Regions from separate parts of the Mus musculus genome. Here region 1 is linked to region 2. Evidence: chromatin loops called from intact Hi-C (ENCODE). Cell type or tissue: left cerebral cortex. All regions are shown on one strand. Links, peaks and the distances in the headings refer to the core of each region. The heading gives the core; the rest is flanking DNA.

Region 1 (4,383 bases), core at 255-4,254, 89 kb after region 2:
AAGCAGAGGCTGCAGTCACACTCACGTAAGCCTGGAACCCAATTTAATTCATCATCAATAATGGCAGATCCGATTTTGAAATCTCTCAAGCGTCTACTGATCCAAAACATCAAATATAAAAGTGAAAATGAAATGAATTATAAGCCTACAAATCTCTCCAGGCCCCTGAGACATGTTCAGAGCCTGTTGAAACTGAGCACAGCGGCTCATGCTTACAATCCTAGCACTCCAATGGCAGGAGGAATGATAAGCCTTTGAAGGTGGCCAGGAATACGCAGCTCAATTCCAAGGCAGCCACGGAGTATAAGACCCCATTTCAAAACCCTGCTAAATTAGAATAGCCATCTATGAGTTGGGCGATGGTTGCTCAGGCCTTTAATCACAGCACTCAGTAGACAAGACAGGTGGCTCTCTGAGTTCAAGGTCAGCCTGATCTAGTGAGTGAGTGCCAGGGCAGGCAGGGCTACCTAGAAAAGCCCTGTCTCAGAAAAACAAAAACAAATAAAAAAAGAAAAGAAAATTCATCTATGTAAAAAGACAATTTTTACATTCACCTTTCAGAAGTCCGACACCTGAGGCCAGGTTAAAAATCCACCAAGTCTCTAATATATAACGTGTACAAATACTCTGCATTCAATTTTGCAACTAAAACAACTAAGGCAACCATGAAAAATGGTTCAATATTCCATGTAGTATGATACGAACTGCTAAGAAAGTTACCTAATGTCATTAACCAATCTAAAATTTACAATGTTTTTAATTTCCACAATGATACCACCTAATGCTACTATTCCAACATACAGCGTCAAGGATCTAGTTGCTTTAACTACTGTGAATTCTTTTATACTTCAAAAGGGACAACTAAAAAGTCTAATTATCCCTTAATCAACTTGTTAAATTTGCTATTACCCCATCTTTATGTTGCCACCTAGCCTGAAAAGACTCTCTGGGAGGAAAAAAAAATTTTTTTTGTTTTGTGTTTTTCTTTTTTGAAGATCAGAAAGGTGGCTCAGTGGGTAAAGGCATTTGCTGCCAAGACTATTGAGTTAAGCTCAATCCCGGGGCCGACATGATGGAAACACAGAACCTACTCTGAAAACCTGTCCAGTGACCTCTATGGACATGCATGCCTCGGCACTCGTGTATGCACACCCACACACACCTATGCACTCACAGTAGGACACAAAATTAAAGACGGGAATGCCTTGTTCCTTCTTTGTAAAGTCTATTCTATCAAAAAGATCCAGTTACTTCCTTGGATCAGATTCACAAATCAGCCAGACATGATGGTGTGTGTCAAGAATCTAAGCTGCTCTGGAGGTTGAGGCAAGAGACAGTGAGTTCAAGGACACTAAGTCCCGCTGCTAGGTAACATACAACCTTGTGCTTCCGCAAAGGCAGAAACCAATCTTCCACATATTATCATCTCCTTTTGTTTGTTTTGTTTTGTTTTTCAAAACAGATTTTTCTGTGTAGGTAGCTCTGGCTGACCTGGAACTCACTCTATAGTCCAGGCTGGCCTGGAACTCAGAAATCCACCTGCCTCTGCCTCCCAAGTGCTGGGAATAAAGATGTGCCCTCCAACTTGTTTCCAGCTCTTCAGAGAAGTAGGAAGAGGTAAACGTGATTACTATGGAAACTAAGCAGCCTGAGTTAGAACCCGAGATCCCATAGTGAAAGGGTAAGAGACAGAGAGTATACATACCATAGCTCCCACGCACCCCCACCCACTCACACACAAACACACTTTTAGAGGGGGGGCGGGGCGGGGGAACATGTTGCTGCTTGTTGTTCTAACATGTCCATAAACCTCAATAACCTGTAAGCAAATCTGTACTGCTTTTTCCTCAATGTCTTCACTCAGTGCGCACACCTTCCAGATTTATTAACTCGGGCCAGCTTCCTTAAAGTTAGTGTTTTCTCATAATTCAAACTCATCCCAAGTGTAGGCCCTTTCTCCAAAGGTCACAAGGCACTCTGCTGTGGACAGTGATGCTGCCAGCATCTAAGGCTGGCAAAGCCAATGTTCCAAATCTAAAAGCATACTTTTAAGTTCTGTACTTTTACACAGATTTTCAAACTCGAGTATCATACTTTCTCGGCTTTCAAATCACTCAAATTCTAGTCTACGTTTCTCTCATTTCATTGCAACACACACCCTCCCTCATCTTTTTGGTTGAGGCCTACTGGCCTGGCTTCCTCCACCACTCGTGTTCCCCAACCCCTAGCTGGGGTAGGAAAAGAAACGGAACCAATTCTATTTCCACCACTCCTGTCACAGATAGCTATCAAACAGCTCCCAATTTTCATTTCCGATCTCACGTAACACATCATACCCATGGTTATTTATCGTAACCGTTTGAGACCTCTGTGAGCCATCTATATGGATGGTCTCCGAAATCAAACAATACTGCCAGATAATGCTTCGGGGAGGAGGGAGGAGCGTATGATTCACCAAAAAAACTGCAAAGAAGAGTAATGGAATATTTTCACCAGTGGCAGGCTAAGACTGAGAGCTTTCTTTCAGAAGAGGGGACTGCTAAGCAACCGCCACTGAAGCAATAAATCCACCAGCTTCACAGGTTGCGAGAGCAAGGCGGATAGGAGAAGAGGAGCTAGGGTCCTCCGCGGCTTCTCTGGAGGTTAGGGGAGAACAAAGTCACTGCTGCACTGTCATTTGAGGGGAAGGGGGAGGGGGCGGATCATCCTGGAAACCCGGCCCCTGGGCAGGATCAGGCCGGGAGAACTCGGTGAGGCTGCCTGGGATTAACATTCTCGCTCCACTCCCCCCTGCCCCCAACCTTCTAGACTCGCCCCTCCTCGCTCTCAAGTGCCTGATGACCGCCCCTTCCAACCTATCCCCGGCGGAGTAAAGGGACGACCAGGAAAGAACGCAGTCCGCAGGGGTGCCACCGAGCAGGCAGTCCTAGCCCCTTCTAGTTCCCCAGCCCCCACCCAGCCTCTCCCGGAGCTCGGGGCCCGGAAGGCGGGGACCAGGGGCGCTGCACACAGGTGTGCTGGCCCCCCGAGGGGCGCACCGCCCGCAGACTCCCGCAGCGCGGTCCCCGCCCGGCCGGCCGGCTCGAGGGGCGCGCCGCACCCGCCTCCCGCTCGGTCCCGCGGCCCACGCGCCCAACCCGCCCCGGCCTCCAACCCAGCCCGCGGGCGCGGCCTAACTGCTCGCCCGCCCGCCCGCTGCTCGCCCCCCGGCGCCCGAGGGTCGCAGTACCTGGGCGGCGGCCTCCAGCTTGCCCTCGAAGGTGAAGTCCAGCAAATCGGGCTTGAGGCAGAGGCTGTAGTTGATGGGCGACACCTCGGCGGGCAGCCGCTCGAAGGGCCGCTTCTCCGGCATCGCGGCGAGGCCCAGGCTGTGGAGGCGGCGGCGGCGGCGAGAGGAGCGGCTGAGGAGGAGAAGGAGGGGAGGAGGCGGAGGGCCGAGGAGGAGCAGGCGGCGAGCGAGGGAGGGGACGGCGGCTGCCAGCCACATTCACCGGGCGCGGGCGACCGCCTGCCGAGAGCCGCCGGGGAGGCTGGGGCGGGGGACAGACCCAGCGGGTGCCTGGGCCGGGCGGGCGGGCGGGCGGCGGTGCGGGCGGGCTGCCTACGGGGAAGGGGGCGGAGGGGAGGGCAGGGGAGGAGGGCGGGGAGGGAGGCGGCGGCGGCTGCGTGCGCGACCCCGCGGGGCGGGCGCGACCCCGCTGAGGGCGCGCGCCGAGGGCGGGGCGGGGCGGCGAGGCCGCGGTCGGCGAACGGGGAAGGCGAGAGGAGGCGCTTGGCGCTGCACCTGTCGTCGGCCGGTGGCAGGAAAGAGCCACGAAGGGCATGGAGGAGCTCTGTGGAAAATGGAAGCCTACGCAGCGGTCAAGTCAGCGCGGGGGGGTAGGGGACGCGTGGAAAGAGCCATTCCACCTCAGCGGTGTGAGCCCGACCTGAGGCTTTTTTTTTTCCCTAGGAAATAGCCAGTTGAAGGGATGATCTGAAAACAGTTTTCCGAGGAAACACTTAGTTATTCAAGGTCGCTCCAACCAGTGAAATCTAGACCTTTTAGGAGAGTGGTTTCAAAGACTAGAAATACAGGATCCCACGATTTCATATTTAAAACAAGATGCTTCATTGCTGGGCACGGAGGCTGAGGCAGGACGATCATCATGGGCCAGCCTGGACTACAGAGTGAGTTCCAGAATGGTCTGGGCACACAGTAAGATTTTGATTAAGAAAACACAGATGATAATAATGATCAACTGTCTGTTTCCGGATTTTTCCCTTCCTGTGGTGCTAGGCTTTGAACTCAAAGCCTCTACACAGGCTGGGCAAGCGCCATGCCACTGAGCCACACCCCCACGCCCCTTGTTTTTGTTTCTGCTTTTTTAACTGAAAAGACCC
Region 2 (4,383 bases), core at 186-4,185:
TGGGAAGGGAGGGTGGGGTGGGGGGTGGGGGTCACCACAAGCCCATTCACCGGCTGCCTCTGGCCAGGCGCTCCGGCTCCCCTTCCTCCCCGCTCTCCTTCCTTCCTTCCGCCCTCCTAATGTGCTAGGCGGCAGCAGCTGCTCCTCTGGCGGCGGGGGAGGGACCCCGGGGGCAGCTCGGAGCGCGGCTGCTGCTCGGGCGGCGGAGGGAGAAAGGAAGGGCGGCAGTGAGTGAGTGAGAGGCGGATCGCAGGGAGGGAGAGAGATCGAGGGAGGGAGGCGGAGGGATATCCTTGCCGGACCTCTCCGCGGCGGCACCGCGCTGCCCAGCGATTGGCTACGGCCGGGGCCACGCGGAACCCCCGATTGGCCGGACGGCTAGCGTTGAAGGGCCGCCACGCGCCCATTGGCCTGCGGGCTTCAAGGTCCGGTTGGCTGGGCGGGCAGCGGGATGGGGCGTGCTTATTGGTCGAGGGGAGGGGCTCTGGGGTGGGGCAGGTAAGAGCGCGCCGCTGATTGGGCTGGCCCGGTAAAGGCCTTCGGGCTCAGCCCGGCTGTGCGCGGGGAGAAGGGTGGGCGGAAGGTAAAGGCTCCAGGCGCGTCGGATTGGCTGGGATCCTGGACGTTGATAGGACGGGGCGCCGGGAGAACTGAAGCGAGGAGTTCGGGGTCGCCGCCGCGCGGAAAGGCGGGAGGCGCCCAGGCTCTTAGGAGTCTGGCGCGGAGCACGACGGGACGCCTCCGGGGTGGGGCGGAGCTGCGCGCGAGTGGCTCGGACTGCGCGCTACGGAGAGCCGTCACTCGCCGCGGTGTACGGAAAGCGAGCCTTTCGCGGGCCTCGGAGGGGGCGGGGACGGGAACCGTTAAAGTCCTGCGCCGCGCCCACAGGAAGCTGCCTTCATGGTGAGGTCGGCTTGCTGCCGCGCTCTGTGCGGAACCGGACCATGAGAACCACGTGGTTCACCTTCCAACGTGCGGATTTGCAAACTGAAGCCCAGAGAGAGAGTGGAGCCTGTCCAAGGTCACACAGCCCATTCCAGACTCGAGCAGAGCTGGCTTCAGGCGCCCCTAATTGCCCTTGGAGACCCCGTCGGGGCCCTGGACTGTTAACAAAGTTTCGCGGAGGCGCGTCCTTAGACCACTTAGCAGTTCCCATAAAGCTTTGATGTCCAGACTTCGTTTACAAGATCTGTGTAGTATTATATAAAGAACGTGTGCATTGACGAGCTGTAGCGACACACCTGCCATCTCAGTATCCCGAAGCCTGAACTACAGTCTGAGATCTTGTTTCAAAAACAAAAAACAAATACAACAAACAAGATAAAAATACGTTGCATATAGTTGCTTAACATTCCCCTCCCCTCATTTGGATACCCAGCTGCAAGTCATGGGGGGATTAGGAGCATATGGGTCAAAATAGCATGTAAATTGTATTGTTTTTAAGGTGTAAAGAAATTGCCCTACACTAGCCACACTTTGGAAACTTGGGATTTAGTGTTCTCTGAAACACTTAAAGTCATAGCCTCGTGGGGTTTTTTAATTGTGTGTATTTTCTGCCTGTAATGTATGTTTCCAATGGCTTCATGTATAGATATGTTCTGAATACTTCCACATCTTATCCTGATTTTAAGAAAGATTTTTTTGTTTACTATGCAAGCATAATTTTTGTTTGGCTGTGATTTGTTGGTTGGGTTGGGTTGCCCCCCTCCCCCCACGGTGGGGGGGGGCGGAGCCAGGTGGTTTCTCTGTATAGCCCTGGCTGTCCTGGAACTCATTCTGTAGATTAGGCTGGCCTTGAACTCAGAGACCCACCTGCTTCTGCCTTCAGAGTGCTGGGATTAAAGGCATGGGCCACCAAGATTGCCCAGGAAATGAGTTCTATTGTAATGTATTCATTAGAATGTAATTCGATTTTTCTTTTTTGTGAGTTTATTCTGTTCTGCCTCTTTCAGACAGGATCTCTAGCCTAGAACTCAATATGTATCTCAGACTGGCTTCAATATTTCTGTAGCCTCCCTTCCTTGGAGTCCTGAGTGCTGGAATTACCCATGGTGCTCTCTCTCCACTGTAAGCATGTGCACACACCTACATGCAGAAGCATGCTGGTCCTGTGCCTCCGTAACTCTGATTCTCAAGACAAAAGGCAGACTTAATGCTATAGAAACTTGAAGTTTTGCAACAAGGAATGTAGGCCCGGCTGGAGAGATGGCTCAGCGGATAAGAGCACTGACTGCTTTTCCGAAGGTCCTGAGTTCAAATATCAGCAACCACATGGTGGCTCACAACCATCCGTAAAGAGATCTGACGCCCTCTTCTGGAGTGTCTGAAGACAGCTACAGTGTACTCACATATAATAATTAAATCTTAAAAAAATAAAAAAGAGCTGGGCTTGGTAGTGGACGCCTTTAATCCCAGCACTTGGGAGGCAGAGGCAGGCAGATTTCTTGAGTTTGAGGCCAGCCTGGTAAGAAAGAAAGAAATGTAGGCCCATCATTCCTCATACAGTATTTCAATAATTTACCTAGTGATTTCCTCTAGCTTATCAGCTCCCTAACCCCAACCTTTTGCTCTCAACTAGGAGGACTGCTCTGTATGTGTGGCTTTAAGTCAATGATGGGGAAGCTGGGAATGTATATCAGAGGGGTTGCTTAGTGCATTAACTAGCAGTCCTCCGTAGTTTTATCAGTCCACAGGAATGGGTGCCTTGGAGAAGTAGATATAGGATCAGGAGGAAAGTTCAAGGTCATGTTTGGCTGATCTGAGCTACATGAAACCCTCTCTCAAATAGTAGGGACTGGAGAGATGTCTCTGTGGTTAAAAGCACGAATTGCTTTTCCAGAGGATCTGGGTTCAGTTGCCAGCACACACATGACAGTTTACAGCCTCCTAACTCCAGTTCCAGGGGATCCAGCGCCCTCTTCTAGACGTTTAGAAATGAGACTCGGGGCTGGTGAGATGGCTCAGTGGGTAAGAGCACCCGACTGTTCTTCCGAAGGTCCAGAGTTCAAATCCCAGCAACCACATGGTGGCTCACACAACCATCCGTAACAAGATCTGACTCCCTCTTCTGGTGTGTCTGAAGACAGCTACAGTGTAGTTACATATAATAATAAAATAAATCTTTAAAAAAAAAAAAAAGAAAAGAAAAAAAGAAATGAGACTCAGTGACATGACATCCCTGAGAATCCTGTCATTTTCTTACAGATTGCCCAGGCAGGATGACCCATAATTTGGTTCCAGGAAACAAACTGATGTCCTGCAATTTGCTGAGCACACCCCTGCCGCAGCACCAGTCTGTATAGGACCAGTCAGAGGGCATGAGATGGCGAAAGGATACCAGGGTGGCAATAAAATTACTCTCAAGCGTCAGATCCTTAGTGAAACCAAATTGGATTGTATTTTTGCTGTTCAGCTAAAGTTATAGATGGTGCTGTCTAGTTCCTATTAAAGGCATACCCACAACACCACATTGACCACAGCATTAAGTGCTGAGCACAGATAGCGGAAACACCTGCTTGAGTTTGTGTTCCCATCTCTCCATAGCCTGTGAGATGTACTTCAGTCAAATGGGGCTAACAGGGCCGGGGATGTACCTTAGCACACAGCACTGGTTGAGCATACATAACACAACTGTCCCATCGTGGAGAGTTTTAGATGCCTTGGAACTGGAGTTAGAAATGGTTGTGAGCCACCATGTGTGTTCTGGAGATCGACCCTCTGTCCTCTAAAAAGAGCAGCAGGTGAACTTAACTACTAAGCCATCTCTTCAGCCCGTGATTCTTAGTTTTACTCTGAAGCTCCAGTTGATTGGATGAATGCTGTCTAACCCTGAGCTCACTGCTGTCCCTTCCAGCCCTCCAGGAGTCCACAGCCAAGTGACCAAGCAGGAGGGTTCCCTGTCAGTCTCTCGGTGCTGCAAAAAGACACCCAAGGACTGCCTGCCTGTCTAGACTAATCTTTACATACAGCACTTCTCACAAGAAATGTAGGACCTTGAGAGGATTCACAGAGAAGCAGGGCAGAGATGTTCTTCCAGCTTCAGCTCTCACAAGCAGAGACCTGACTTTAAAAACAAAGCACTTCTCCAAGAACTGGAGCGATGACTTAAGAGCACTGACTCCTCCAGAGGATTTGATTCCCGGCACACATACATACATGCAGGCAAAATACCCATCCACGTGGAATAGACGCTTAAGACTCAGACTTCTCCAGCCCCTCCTCTTGCCTCTGCTCACTGAGCTGTTCTTGAGTGATCCTTGGTTTGTAACCCCAGCACCTTTAGTTACCACCTGGCGGGTTCCTTCCTATCACTCCTTGCTCCAGAGGTCAGCCCATATGCGGGACTAACTGGCCCTCTATCTCCTCATTTCCTGCCTCCCCCCA

The links. Peaks named below come from ENCODE experiments on the same cell type or tissue, not always from the same donor. Only the 100,000 strongest peaks of a DNase experiment are listed, where the experiment ranks them.
Region 1: it touches region 2 in a loop (4-fold over the local background); 1 of 42 quality-filtered maps calls a loop at or near these places.

Annotation. Positions count from the first base shown.
Region 1 is chr11:97,276,972-97,281,354 of GRCm38, forward strand. Npepps (aminopeptidase puromycin sensitive) reads right to left here and starts at 3,605. Exons shown (of 23, transcript NM_008942.3): 1 at 3,230-3,605. The coding sequence starts at 3,487. It overlaps Gm11592 (a long non-coding RNA gene), which reads left to right and starts at 3,723. Exons shown (of 3, transcript XR_001780313.2): 1 at 3,723-4,170. In left cerebral cortex, for the core only: no CTCF peak of the experiment used is centred there; DNase peaks (open chromatin) are centred at 1,961, 2,485, 2,725, 3,456 and 1 more place; H3K4me3 peaks cover 2,966 bases; H3K27ac peaks cover 2,207 bases.
Region 2 is chr11:97,187,678-97,192,060 of GRCm38, forward strand. It overlaps Kpnb1 (karyopherin (importin) beta 1), which reads right to left and starts at 215. Exons shown (of 22, transcript NM_008379.3): 1 at 1-215. In left cerebral cortex, for the core only: a CTCF peak has its summit at 2,282 (motif pointing left); DNase peaks (open chromatin) are centred at 466 and 3,485; H3K4me3 peaks cover 1,261 bases; H3K27ac peaks cover 1,109 bases.